Regions from separate parts of the Homo sapiens genome. Here all the other regions are linked to region 1. The links are chromatin contacts, found by Hi-C or POLR2A ChIA-PET in ENCODE. All regions are on one chromosome and are shown on one strand. The core of a region is the stretch at or near the end of the contact, and the rest is flanking DNA. Distances in the headings are between cores, read along the strand shown.

Evidence for each region. A loop is a pair of places that touch in the nucleus more often than their neighbours do. ChIA-PET counts read pairs that join two places held with the same protein, here RNA polymerase II (POLR2A). Pooled maps may share reads with other maps.
Region 2: a loop to region 1 is called in a pooled map, with 12 times the contacts of the local background. The contact joins the promoter of RPL26 here to the promoter of PFN1 in region 1. A Hi-C loop is called at or near these places in 5 of 50 pooled maps. POLR2A ChIA-PET finds 5 or more read pairs at or near these places in 2 of 52 experiments (GM12878 and activated B cell).
Region 3: a loop to region 1 is called in a pooled map, with 7 times the contacts of the local background. The contact joins the promoter of PER1 here to the promoter of PFN1 in region 1. A Hi-C loop is called at or near these places in 2 of 37 single-sample maps with no recorded cell type and 9 of 50 pooled maps.
Region 4: a loop to region 1 is called in a pooled map, with 2.7 times the contacts of the local background. The contact joins the enhancer-like site here to the promoter of PFN1 in region 1. A Hi-C loop is called at or near these places in 1 of 37 single-sample maps with no recorded cell type and 2 of 50 pooled maps. POLR2A ChIA-PET finds 5 or more read pairs at or near these places in 1 of 52 experiments (activated T-cell).

Annotation. Positions count from the first base shown.
Region 1 is chr17:4,946,904-4,950,090 of GRCh38, forward strand. It overlaps PFN1 (profilin 1), which reads right to left and starts at 1,627. Exons shown (of 3, transcript NM_005022.4): 1 at 1,360-1,627. The coding sequence starts at 1,491. It also overlaps a transcript of ENO3 not described here. RefSeq lists silencers at 897-1,126, 1,157-1,226, 1,497-1,836, 1,967-2,216, 2,677-3,086 and 1 more and an enhancer at 2,417-2,586.
Region 2 is chr17:8,381,557-8,384,841 of GRCh38, forward strand. It overlaps RPL26 (ribosomal protein L26), which reads right to left and starts at 1,637. Exons shown (of 4, transcript NM_000987.5): 1 at 1,601-1,637; 2 at 587-759. The coding sequence starts at 754. RefSeq lists enhancers at 1,095-1,812, 1,392-1,561, 1,813-2,530 and a silencer at 1,962-2,231.
Region 3 is chr17:8,150,848-8,153,899 of GRCh38, forward strand. It overlaps PER1 (period circadian regulator 1), which reads right to left and starts at 1,557. Exons shown (of 23, transcript NM_002616.3): 1 at 1,490-1,557. RefSeq lists enhancers at 181-290, 1,504-1,798 and a silencer at 451-550.
Region 4 is chr17:1,472,658-1,475,611 of GRCh38, forward strand. MYO1C (myosin IC) reads right to left here. Exons shown (of 32, transcript NM_001080779.2): 15 at 2,281-2,375; 16 at 2,155-2,201; 17 at 1,953-2,033. Among named protein-coding and RNA genes, the nearest start is that of CRK, 18 kb to the left of the region's middle. RefSeq lists a silencer at 1,275-1,364 and enhancers at 2,175-2,304, 2,455-2,524. Within about 2 kb of position 1,319, at least 2 of the 41 ENCODE cell types and tissues checked have a DNase peak (open chromatin) inside an H3K27ac peak, as active enhancers do.

The DNA of each region.
Region 1 (3,187 bases), core at 377-2,876:
CTTCTGAGAACCACCCCGCCGTGGGGGCTAAGTATAAATTATATACTCAGTACACATCAATGAACTGTGAGAAACTCTGAGGACTGTGGGACGTTAGTGCAGAAAAAGATCATGATTCTGAAACTTAGAATATGGAACCAGGGAGGAAGGGATGACATACTCCTCTAGAGATTTAGATGTCAGTGTTAATGGGGAAAGTAAACCCAGGAAATAAAGGGAGTCAGTGAGGTAAGTGAGGAGCCTTTGGATGCTCAGAACTCTCCTTCAGGAAAAGCAGAAGCGGAGAGGGGAAGGGAGGGGGGCGGGCGAGGCAAGAGAAGCAACTTTGCCCTTATTTGGTCAAAGGTTCTGCAGGAGCTGTTAGGGCCCGGACGCCTGGGTCTCCAAGTAACCTAGAGTTTAGCTCCAGGTATCTCTGCTCTGAGATGAGGAAGCAGACCCCTGGGGGCTTTCCGGGAAAGTTGGAAAACTTTTGAAGGTGGACAGGGGCCAGACCCGGCAGGCCAGCTCTCGGGTCTAGGTACCCCGGGAACCTTTCCCCCCTCCCCCTTTCACCCCAAGCCCCCACATCCGGTCCCCTCCCGCCCGGAAACCCCCTTCCCCCCCCTTTTGAACTTCCGCTCCCCCTCCCCACTTCCGGGCAGTGTGGACAGGGAGATGGTGGTGGGAGCAGCGGTAGTAAACCAATATACTTTCGCTTATGCTGTCTCAGAACTTCTCACAAAGTTCCCCTGCTCCAGGCCCCGCCGGATGGCGGGAAGGGAGGGCGAGGGGACTTCCGGGATTGGCCTCGCAGGAATGTTGAATCCAACGTGCTGAGCTGGGGGGGCGTGTGGTGGCCTCGCCCTCTCTAACGGAGTTAGGAGGGGCCAGAAGCCCACAGAGGGTGGGCAAGGGACCAAGACCACGCGCCTGGGGCTCCCTTCCGCACCAGGAGAAACAATGGTAGAGGGACGCGGGCTGGCAGCCGGACGGGGAGCTGGGGGTCCAAGGATCCCCGGGTCCCCTCTCAATCCCAATCCCCAGTAAAAACTGAGGCGCGTCCCCGCCCCGCCCTGGGAGAGGCGGAAGTGGGCCGCCGCACCGGGCGCCGCGCCCCTCCCCGCCCTGTGCCCCGGATGTAACGCCCCGTCGCGGAAAGCGGGGTAGCGGGCGGGATGGGCGCCGCCGCCTGGGGCATAGGACCTACGGGCAACTGAGGGACCCACTCACGTGCAGCCGCCATTCGCGCCGCTTCCAGGGCAAGCACCCAGTCAGGGCCTCTCGCTGCGCGCCCTAGACCGCGCCCGCCCCCACCCAAGTCCCTCCCTCAGGGTCCAAACCGGAGCAGTGCCCCGGACCGCGCAGGCCTCGCAGTACCGTGATGTTGACGAACGTTTTCCCGGGGACGGCGGCCCAGACGGAGGGCGAGTCCTTGTAGCCCACGATGGCCGCGTCCTGACAGGTCCCGTCCGCCATGAGGTTGTCGATGTAGGCGTTCCACCCGGCCATGGCGCTGCTACTGGGGCTGCTCTCGGCGCTGCTGCTGGGGCCGCGGACTGGGCTCGAGCTGCCTCGGCTGGCGGGCGGGGGGAGGCGGAGAGCTCGGGGCACGCGCTGCCGTCCGGACCGCGGCTCCGCTCGCTGTGCAGCAGCCCTCGCACCGCCACTTCCTGCTCCTCCCCCCCCCCGCCCCGCTAGATTTTTATTTGCAAAGGACGGTAGGGGCGGGGCCTACTCCCCATTCCCTCCCTCCCCCACTCGCCAGCCCAGACACCGAACTTTGCAAATGCAATTTTAAAAATCCCTCCCCCTATTGCAAAATTTGCAGAGTTCGATGGAAAGCAATGCAGAAGGATGGGGGGTGGCGGGAGAGAGGTGAAGGGTAGGGTTTGCTCCAATTTGCACTGAATATAAACCAGACTTTGGTATCGGGGCAGGGAGTGAGCCAGAAGAAGGAAGGAAGGAGAAAGCAGGAGGAATTAGCAAGCTGCAAATTTAGCAAATTAAGGAGAGTTCGGGGAGCCCAGGGTTAAACGGGATGACTCCTCCTTCCCCCACCTCCGCCGAAGGGAAGGACCGGCGGGCGGCGGCGCGTGTGCCCGCGCCTGCGCCTGCGCCGGGGCCGGGAGTGCATGGGGCGGTCGGGGCCGGAGCCGGCTGCACGGGAGCGCGCCCGGCCCGACCCGTGTGGACCCTGCGGGAAAGGAAGGCGGGCTGGGGACGTGTCTCCCGCCTGGCGGAAGGGGCGGGGGCGAAGCCGTGCGCGCTGCCGCCTCACCACCCTTGATTTTACTTATTCAAGTAATAAGAAAGCAAAGAAGAGTTTGGCCAAATCCTCTAGTCGCTCTCATAGCTGAAGGCACCCACCGGGGCCACTTCTGTCCCCAGCGTCTTCTCGGGTCGTGCAGGTTGGGTTCACCAGGGCCCATTCTCAGTCTAGAGGATTGTCCCTTCTCTGGATCGGCTCTAGCCCAGGGCCTCACCCCACATCCCAGCCCCGCCCGCCCCAGGCAGGCAATGTCTGGATCACCGGCCGTGCCCCTTGGCCTGTGTCTGCAGAGGTCACAGAGCGCGGACACCCGCGGGGCTTAACAGGCGGGGCTATTTTTCGAGGCGGAAGAATACTCAAGTTGCAAGAGTGGCAACTTTTTCAAGAAGGGGAAAGTCCCACTTCGGGCCCTTTGGGTTTCTTCGCAGTCAGATGTGCGCTCACAGCCACCTGGGGAGGGCGGGACGGGCGGGACGGCCGTGCGGCGGCCGCGGTGAAACCGCCTCCTCCGACCCGCCGCCGAGGGCTGGGCGGCTTCCGGAGCCTGGGCTAGGGGCAAGGGGTCACCGAGCGCGGCCCGGGCGGAAAGGGGGTTGGTTTTCTCTCTCCTCCCGAGCGCGGCGCGCATCCCTGGCGTCCACGCCGAATCCCACAGTCCCCGACGCCCCTCGAGTCCGTGTTCCTCGACAGCCGCGCGGCTGAGTCACTGGCGGGCTCGGGCGGGGCCGCACCCGGGCACGTGGCGGCGCTCCCCGCCCGCCATCTCCTGACCCCTGGCCCACCGCACCCCTACCCCAGGGTGGAAAAATCCCGGGAGGAGCGGCCTGAGATGAGGGGGCGGGGCGAGAGGGGAGACTGGACGGGTGGCGGGGCAGGTGGCCTGGGGTGGGGGCTGGGAGGCCGCGCGGGCCGGCGGGGCGGGGAGCAGGGGTGGGG
Region 2 (3,285 bases), core at 387-2,886, 3.4 Mb after region 1:
AAGGTCCTACATGGGAGCATCACTTGAGCCCACAAGAGCCATGACCACGCAACTGCACTCCAGTCTGGGTAAGAGTGAGACCCCATCTCAGCCGGGCGCGGTGGCTCACGCCTGTAATCCCAGCACTTTGGGAGGCTGAGGCGGGCTGATCACCTGACGCCATGAGTTCGAGACCACCCTGCCCAACATGGTGAAACCCCGCCTCTACTAAAAACACAAAAATTAGCCGAGCCGTGGTGGCGGGCGCTTGTAATCCCAGCTACTCGGGAGGCTGAGGCAGGAGAATCGCCTGAACCCGGGAGGCGAAGGTTGCAGTGAGCTGAGATGGCACCACTGCACTCCAGCCTGGGGGGGACAAGAGCGAGACTTCATCTCAAAAAAAAAAAAAAAAAAGATTTTCACCAAATAATACAATTAAAAACTGAAAAGCAGCTTACTTACTGTTTTTTGGTCCCTGGCTCAACTCATCTTGCCACTCTTTGGGAGCAAGAGTCTCAGAAGCATCTTTCTCAGGAATGCAATCTCTCTTCTAAGCTAAGTGCGTAAAATATCCATCAAGACAACGAGAACAAGTAGGGATACACACCTGAACTTCATCATCCTTTCGGATGGGCATGGATCGCACGTTGTACTTCTGTCTCAGCTCTTTGGAAAGAGGGGAAGACATAATCTTCCTTCGAATGTGGGAAGGTGCATTGAAATGCCTTTTGCGATTCTTGCTTCGGTCGGAAGTCACAAAGGGATTAAACTTCATTTTGGCTAAATAAAAAGTTAAAAAGACTCTTAAATGACCAAAATCTCATCCAGCTTCCAAACAAATAACCGCAATGATTTTATCTTGATAGTCTAGAATGATCATAGGCAGTGTCATGTTGTGCAACTTCAACAAAAACTGTTTGATCGGAAGGGCCTATCAACCGAAGCTCGAAACTTTTTATTTTTTGTTTTATTCGGGTGTTTTCTGTATATGTTTACGGACTAAAGACTTTTGCATCAAAAACACTTGTCCTAGTTATAAGACCTTTTAGTTACACTCTCCCAACTCCTCAAGTAGTGCCTGAGGAAATCAAGACTGGACTTACATCTCTGCTGAGCAGACCGACAACGCAATTCTCTTAACTATAACCTCACGTTTTAGAAGGTACAATCAACGTTCATCTTCTACAGGCTTAAGAGTGAATACGTATAGCCCCGCCAAAATGAATAAGGCCCACCAACCCGAACCTGGAAAAGCCTGCACACGTCTCGGGTCCTAAAAGCCTCCCAGTGGGCAAGTGTGGTCTGGAAATTCCGTGAAGACTTTACCGAGAAGTTACTTCGAGACCATTCTCTAGGAAACGACACTACCCAGACTCCAGTCTATTTCCACAGGCTCCCTTCCCTCAGCTCGTTTTCGAGTTCCCAAATCCCCGGTCCCTCCATCCATCTCCGGCCCGGCGGCCCTTGATTTAAGAAAGCAACAGATAAAAAACCATCCCAGTCTCTCCTTCCTGGCTGCTACTCGGCCGACAAGAGACTCTCGGGGTCCCCGCGGTCGGAAGCCACCATGCCCAAGAACGGATGGCTGCTGATTACACCCGCTTGCCCGCCGAATCCTTACCCGCTCCCGCTTCGGTGATGGCCGCAAAAGGGAAGAGAACTACACGCTGCTTCCGGTTCTGTAAGTTTACCAAAGATCTCGCGAGACCTATGTCTCTCGGAGCGAGAGGGGCGCGGAGTTTGAGCGAGGGGAGTAAACTGGGAAATAAATTTATGGCTAGTGTCACCTAGTGGCTAGGAGGGGAACTGCGAGGGATTGCAAAACTCCCCTCCTCCAGGTCCTAGTGTCTCCCTTCCGAGACCCGGGTGCTGCCGCTGAATCCTCTGGGAAGGGTAGTCCCGGGGCTATTGGCTAAGGCTGCTCAGGGTCCAACTGCCCCTGGGGGTGATGAAGGAACGAGCGGCCCCAGGAGACCGCCCAGGAGACCCGCTGGTACCTTCACTCCCAGGTGCCGGGGCGGGGGCCGGCACCCCTTAGCCGGGGAAGCGCAGGCCCTGCTTCTGGCCGCCAGGAGGCGCGGGGACGCCGGCCGGCCGGTCGCCTGGGTCCCTGCACTCACCGTCCCCTCCCGCCCGTGGCGTGGGCGCGGCCAGCGTGCCGGTACTTTAACGAGCTCCACCGCGACGCCGGCCACCGCCCCTGCACCTGGGCGTCTGCTGACCGCACAGCAGGGCCCGCCAGAGATTCAGTTCTGGGTGGTGAGGGGCCTTGCGAGGACCAGGGCCACCGATCGCCGCCTGCCCCCGCGGAAATAGGTCCAAGGCCGCGTTTCCAAGGCGCCCCCAGTGCTGTGGGAGGTGCTGGTCCAGACCACGCTTCGAAGGAGCCAGGCGAGAGGAAGCCTCTCGGTGCGGGGAGCTGCGCGGGTTTCTAAATGCTCGGCCTGTTTGCGTCCAGTTCAGGACCAGACGGAAGCCGTGCGCTCCCTGCAAATGGTTTCTTTTCTTCTTCTTCGTGTGTGTGTGTGTGTGTGTGTGTGTGTGTGTGTGTGTGTGTGTGTGTGTGTGTGTGTGTGTGTGTCTTTTTCTTCTTTTTGAGACAGTTTCGCTCTTGTTGCTCAGGCTGGAGCGCACTGGCACGATCTCCACTCACTGCAACCTCCGCCTCCCGGGTTCTCCTGCCTCAGCCTCCTGAGTAGCTGGGATTACAGGCGCCCGCCACCACGCCCGGCTAATTTTTGTAGTTTTAGTAGAGACGAGGGTTCACCATGTTGGCCAGGCTGGTCTCGAACTCCCGACCTCAGGCAATCCGCCCGCCTCAGCCTCCCAAAGTGCTGGGATTACAGGCGTGAGCCACCGCGCCCGGCCCCTGCAAATGGTTTCTGAGGCAGCGGCAGTGCAGCAGGCACCGGCGCTGAACGGCTTCTGCTGAATGAATGACACGGGTGTCACAGTGACAGAGGACAGGCGTTTCACAAGAATACCGAAGACGTAGTGAGCCTTCTGAGTGTGGGGACGCTCTTCTCTACACTTTACATCATGAATTCTTTTAATCCACAAAATGGCTCTGTTGTTGCTGGTATTATTGTCCCCATTTTACAGATTGGGCAACTCAGCCACAGAGAAATGAGAGGAACTTGGTGCAAGGTTATACAGGACCCATAAGTCACAGCAGAACCCGTGCAGGCTGGCTCCCCGGCCTCTTCTGGGAACTGTATATGGCCCCAATTTGTGGGAACCTCATAGTCAGGACTGCCCAGAGGATGGTCAGCAACGAACATGCGTTTTCATGATTTAAAAATAGTT
Region 3 (3,052 bases), core at 307-2,806, 3.2 Mb after region 1:
GGAGAGGGAGACCAGGAAGCAGGGCTTGCAGAAAGCTGGTTTAACTCCAGAGCACCTGCTGGCTTCACTCAGACCTTCCCCCTGCCTGGCCTCCTGCAGGACTGATGGGAGTGGAACCCAGGCCTGGGGCTTCCAATGGGGAGTCAGGATGTCTCCTGTACCCTTAGGGGGACTGCCAGCGGGAGAAGGTTCTCCGGGGCCTTCCTTCACATCCCCTGCCACCATGGCCTGAGCAGTCAATGAGAACCACGGCTGTAGACAAAAACCTGGACACTTCCCATTCCCAAGTTCCCATTAGGTGTCCACTCTGCCTGGGCCTCCAAGGCCTCGGAGCAGGAGGTGAGCTGGTCGCCTCCTATATTTAGGCCTCCAGGCTAATTTTATCCGGGGGCGGTGCCACCCCCGCTGCACATGCGCGCCGACGTGCGCGGCCCCACCACGCGCTTCCGCCGCCGCCACGGTCGCCAGGGAAACCGACGTCAGCTGCTGAGCTCAGCGGTTGCTGGAGGGACCACAGGAGGGCGGGAGGAGCGACCCCTCCCCCATTTCCCGGCGGAAGTGGGGGAACGGCCCACTCTCACACTGGTGGGCGCGGCCGGGGGGGTCACGCATCCCTTACATATCCCCAGTCCCAGGATGGCTCGGTGGCCGTAAGAAGTGGGACGGCCTATTAGGATCCCAGGGTTGGTCCTGGCTTCCCCAGGACGAAGCACAACGGCCACTGCCCTCGGCGCAAAAGCCCCTCAACCTGACTCTCGCCTGGATCCCAGTCATTCTGGTCAAGACAACACAACCTTTCCTTCTTTAGCCCCTGCGCTGCTTCCCCACCACAAGGACCGAAGCCGGCAACCTGCCATCGTCAAGGACCCGAGGATCCTCTCTCTTCAGTCCCCTACTTTTCTGGCCAGACCCCCCCACCAACCCCAAGCCTTGGGCAGAAGACACACAACAGCCAACAGATCTTTCTTCCCCTACTCCCCGTCCAACCACACCCCTACTACTGAGCATTTTCTGAGCGCCAGGGGAAAAGGGAAGGTTGTGGCCAACAGCAGGAACCAGCGCTGGGAACGGGATGTTCTAGTCCGAAGTGGGCTGACATCACAGGCGGCGCAGGGCCAGGGACTGGAGAACAGAGACACGGGGAGCGCTGAAAGCCTAATAGGGTCCTGGTACCGGGGCAAACCTGGGGCCCCTCGAGTAACGAGCAAGAAGACCGGGGCATGCCCGCTGAGAGTCGGCTGTGGGGCCGGGAAAGCTGGGACGGGGAGGTGGGGACAAGCTGGAGGTAAGATGAGTGGGTCAGGAGTGCAGACTCCCGGTGCAAGATTTCGAGGAGGACTTCGGTCCTTGGGGGCAGGGAGAGGGTGGGTAGCGGTAAGGACGACAGTGTGCCCTCTGCCTGGGCCGAAAGTAGCCCATCAGATTGGAAGTGGCAGCGGTCCGGCTCAGGGACGGAGATCGGCCCCAGGATGGCCGCAGAGATGCCTACCTGGTCGCAGGAGTGTCCTCCGCACGCCTGCCCGCCGCCGCTCCAGCCCGCAGCCGAGTGGAAGCTCCACCGGGCGGGCGGGGAGGCGGGTTGCATAATGCCGGGCACTGCCCCCTCATTGGCCTCTTGCCGACGGAGCCGCAGGCCCCGCCCCCGATTGGCTGGGGATCTCTTCCCGGCGCCTGATTGGCTAGTGGTCTCCACTAAGGTCAGGGCTGTGTCACACACACGGGCGCACGTGGACCTGGGTGCTGGTGCTGGGCTGAAGAGCCCCAGACACCGCCCAGCCAATGGGCGCAGGACGCTTGCACATTGAATAATGGAAGGGAGGAGAGAGGGAGATACGCTGCGCCTCTTTAGGGAAAAAGCCCGGCCCGGGGTAGGTGCTCAAGACTTGTCTACTTCCTGAACGCACTAGCCTTGCAGAACACAACATCTTGGCATCTTCGCCTTTCCAAGGGTGAGGAAAAGGAATGGCGCTGCAAGTTAGGCCACGCTGGATGAGATGGGTGGTCCTTGAGAGGAGGGGAGAGACAGAAACCTGCCTGGGCCTCTCCTGGGTTCCTTTCCCAACCTTGTTCCCTCCCAACCTTCGTTCTACATAATGAAGCCCTTTAACCGAAGCACTTCCTCTGACACTTCAAATCCTGGGAGAGGACAGTTAAGGGTCCACGTGTGACCGGTGGGTGAGTGGGTGGAGGAAGGATGCGGACAATGGAAGGGGCAACCAGAGCCAATAGTGGCTGTGAAGGGAAACAATGGCAGGTGCTTCTATGGCCACTCAGAGACAAGGTCTCCGGGCAGCCTACGTGGTGTCTAGTACTTTCCTCCAGAGGACGCAGCCACCCACAGTTAAAGCTGCCCCAAAAGTGGGGGCCAGGAAGCCAGGACTACAGAGGGACCAAGGGGATGGCCCAGAGAAGAGGCCAGCTGGGGCCCTAGACAGAGAAATGTGGGGTGGCAAGGGCTTCATATTTCCACTGCTTGGAAAAGAGAAAGCCAAACTCCAGGGGCCCAGACGGAACGTCATCTGTCTCATTCACTGTAGTCTCCAGAGCCCAGGACAGGACCTGACACATGGCAAGTGATCGATAAACATGATTTTTTTTTTTTTAAACAAGGATAGGTTGGGGAGGTGGGAAAAGAGTGTCAACAGGAGAAAGGGGGCTGGGAATTCTGATTCTCTAAAAGAGATGAGTAGTCCTAGAAAGAGAACAGGGGCACGATTTGCAGGCAATAAAATGTTAGTCTGGGCTCAGGAGAGCTGCAGTTACACAGCCCCCTCCATCCAGGACCGTGATGAGTAGTTCCTCGCAGGGCTCCCTGGAAACGTGGGTAGTAGATGAACAGGCCTCCAAGCAGCTGCTGACATAATCATTGTGGGGGCACTCCCCTCACTGTCACGTGGCCTAAGCTTTCCTGAACAATGAGGGAAGGGTGAAGGGGAGGGCTCTGTGGAAAAGCTGAGACAAGATCGTGTTATAAATTAACCCAGAAAAATCGAAACAGGAAAACAAAAGATTCAGGAGCCTGGAGGCCGGGCGCGGTGGCCTGTAATCCCAG
Region 4 (2,954 bases), core at 69-2,568, 3.5 Mb before region 1:
CACAATCCCGGTGTTCCGAGAGTAGCAGGTGTATGCCTGTGGGTTCTGAGAGCCCCACAAAGGGACAATTCATCCAGTCTGAGGGTTAGGGGGCACCAGGTGACGTCTTCTGGAAATGACGCTCTGCTGAGCTTTAAAGGATAAGGAGGAGGGGCGGGTGAAGTGGCTACAGGGAAGGACTGAGGGGGAGCTGCTAAGTACTCCGGCAAGATCCAGTGGCTGGACAAGGGAGACAAGGAGAGAAAAGAACGAGGGGGCCGGAGCCGGGCGCGGTGGCTCACGCCTGTCATCCCAGCACTTTGGGAGGCCGAGGCGGGCGGATCACCTGAGGTCAGGAGTTTAAGACTAGCCTGGCCAACATGGTGAAACCCCATCTCTACAAAAATAAAAAAATTAGCCGGGCACGATGGCGGGTACCTGTAATCCCAGCTACTCGTGAGTGTGAAGTGGGAGAATGGCGTGAGCCCAGGAGGCAGAGGTTGCAGTGAGCCGAGATCGCGCCACTGCACTCCAGCCTGGGTGACAGAGCGAGACTCCGTCTCAAAAACAAAAACAAAAACAAAAAAGGGGATGACACCCAGGTTTCTGGCCTGGGGGACTGGGTCAAAGAAGGAGAAAGCCTGGAGGGGCAGACCAAGGGCCCGTTTGTTATAGACCAGTGGGATCTAGGGTGCCCTGGGGCCACCTAGGGGAAGAGGATGAGATACACGAGTCTGTGGCTTGCTGGAGAGGCCTGGGCGGGAGGGTGTGTAGGCATCCTCAGCAGGGAGACGCTAGGGCCGGGAGGATGTGGTGCTTCGGGAGAGGGTGGGGTGGACGGCAGCAGCGGGCAGGGGCACAGTGAGCCACACCCTGGGCAGCATGTCGCCTGCATGCCCTCCCTGCCAGGCAGTCTGGCTTCCACCTCCCTATGGACTCACTGACCTCACTCTTCTGGGGCTCCCCTGACCCTCTTTTTGCCAAGCCCAACAGCCGTACCTCCGCCTTCAGCTCGCTGGAGCCCTCCCTGCATCTGGCACCCTGGCCATGCCTGCCTTTCCCCCGGTCCTTCTCCTTGATGCCATCGCTTTCCTGCTCACCTCATGGCCTTTTTAGACTCTCTGTGTCTGGACTGGGCCCTCACTATAGGTTCATCTGACATTCCCAAGTCATCTCCAATGCTTCCTCCTCCAGGGAGCCTCCCCAACCCCTCACCCCTTCCGCCCCGTCAGGCCGTTTGCTGTTCCCTCTTCTAAGTTTGCAAAGCACCCTGTGCACATGTTGCTGCAGGCACACCCACTCATTGTGGTACCTCAGTGCCTGGCAGTGTCTGCTATAAATGTCTGCTGAGTGGGTAGACACATGACAGCAACCGCACAGAGGCAGCTGTCAACATATGGGCACCCACAGAGACAGACGTACACAAGGATTCCCCTACAGACACAGCCCACACTGAAGACACACGACTCCACTATAGACACAGCACACACACACAAGTAGGCAAACAGGGACAGGCGTGGTGGCTCACACCGGTAATCCTAACACTTTGGGAGGCCGAGGCAGGTGGATCACCCGAGGTCAGGAGTTTGAGACCAGCCAGGCCAACATGGTGAAACCCCATCTCTACTTAAAATACAAAAAATTAGCCGGGCATGGTGGCAGGCGCCTGTAATCCCAGCTACTCAGGAGACTGAGGCAGGAGAATCGCTTGAACCAGGGAGGTGGAGGTTGCAGTGAGCCCAGATTGCGCCACTGCACTCCAGCCTGGGCAACAGAGCGAGACCCTGTCTCAAAAAAAAAAAAAAAAAAAAAAAGTAGGCAAAGAGGCACCTAAGGCAGCCCCCTACAGACACCTGCAGATGTGCACGGGCTCACACGCGTTCACACGCACGCTGCCAGCTCCCAGGCTCACACAGGCCCTCATGCACACTCAGGCGCATGCACCCCTGCGCCCGGTCCCGCCACCTCCTCACCGTCTCTGGCCGCTTCTTGTCACTGAGCTCGCTCCGGTCAAAGCACTGGCTCATAATGGGATTCTTTGAGCTACACATGGTCTGTGTGGGCAGAGCCGGGGTCAGGGTGGGGCACAGGGACAGGCAGGACAGGCTCCTGGACACAGGTGCAGAGCTGTGGGCTATCCCCACCCCCACCCCGGCCTCCCCACGTCCTCCTCACCTCCTTAAGGTTCCGGAAGAGAAGGTCATTGTTTTTGTCCAGAAACCCTGGGAGGGGAGAACCGACGTGAGGTGAGACAGAGCCTCCCCGCAGGCCCCTGTGGGGACACAGCCCCAGGATCCTCACCGGTCACGCTGTAGGTCACCTCCCCCGCATAGTGCAGAAGGCGGAATTCCCCTCGGCCCAGAGATTTCCTGGTCCGCTGGTCAGCCAGCTTGTGCCTGGGGGTGACAGGGAGGAAGCTGCAGATGGCTGCCGGCCTGAGCCAAGCCCTCTGCCTGCTGAAAGGGCCTCAGGAGCAGGAACCAGCTGCCCAGGTGCACCCCAGGCCGGGCACAGTGGCTCACGGCTGTAATCCCAGCAGTTGGGGAGGCCGAGGTGGGTAGATCACAAAGTCAGTACTTCGAGACCAGCTTGGTCAATATGGTGAAACCCCATCTCTACCAAAAATACAAAAATTAGCCAGGCGTGGTGGTGGGCGCCTGTAGTCCCAGCTACTCAGGAGGCTGACAAAGGAGAATCGCTTGAACCTGGGAGGCAGAGGTTGCAGTGAGCCGAGATGGTGCCACTACACTCCAAAAAAAAAAGAGCAGGTGCACCCCCAGGGCTGGGTCACTGAGGCAGGCCAGGCAGGGCCAGTGGCCTCCCTGATCAGAGCGGACCATGGAGGCTCAGAGAGGTAGATGGCCTTGGCCAGGGCCACACAGTGCCAGGACCGGGACCTGGGCCTCCTGACGGCCAGGGTACGCTGCAGGGAGGGAAACTCTCGTTGCTTCGGCCGCTGCGGGCTCTGCTCAGAA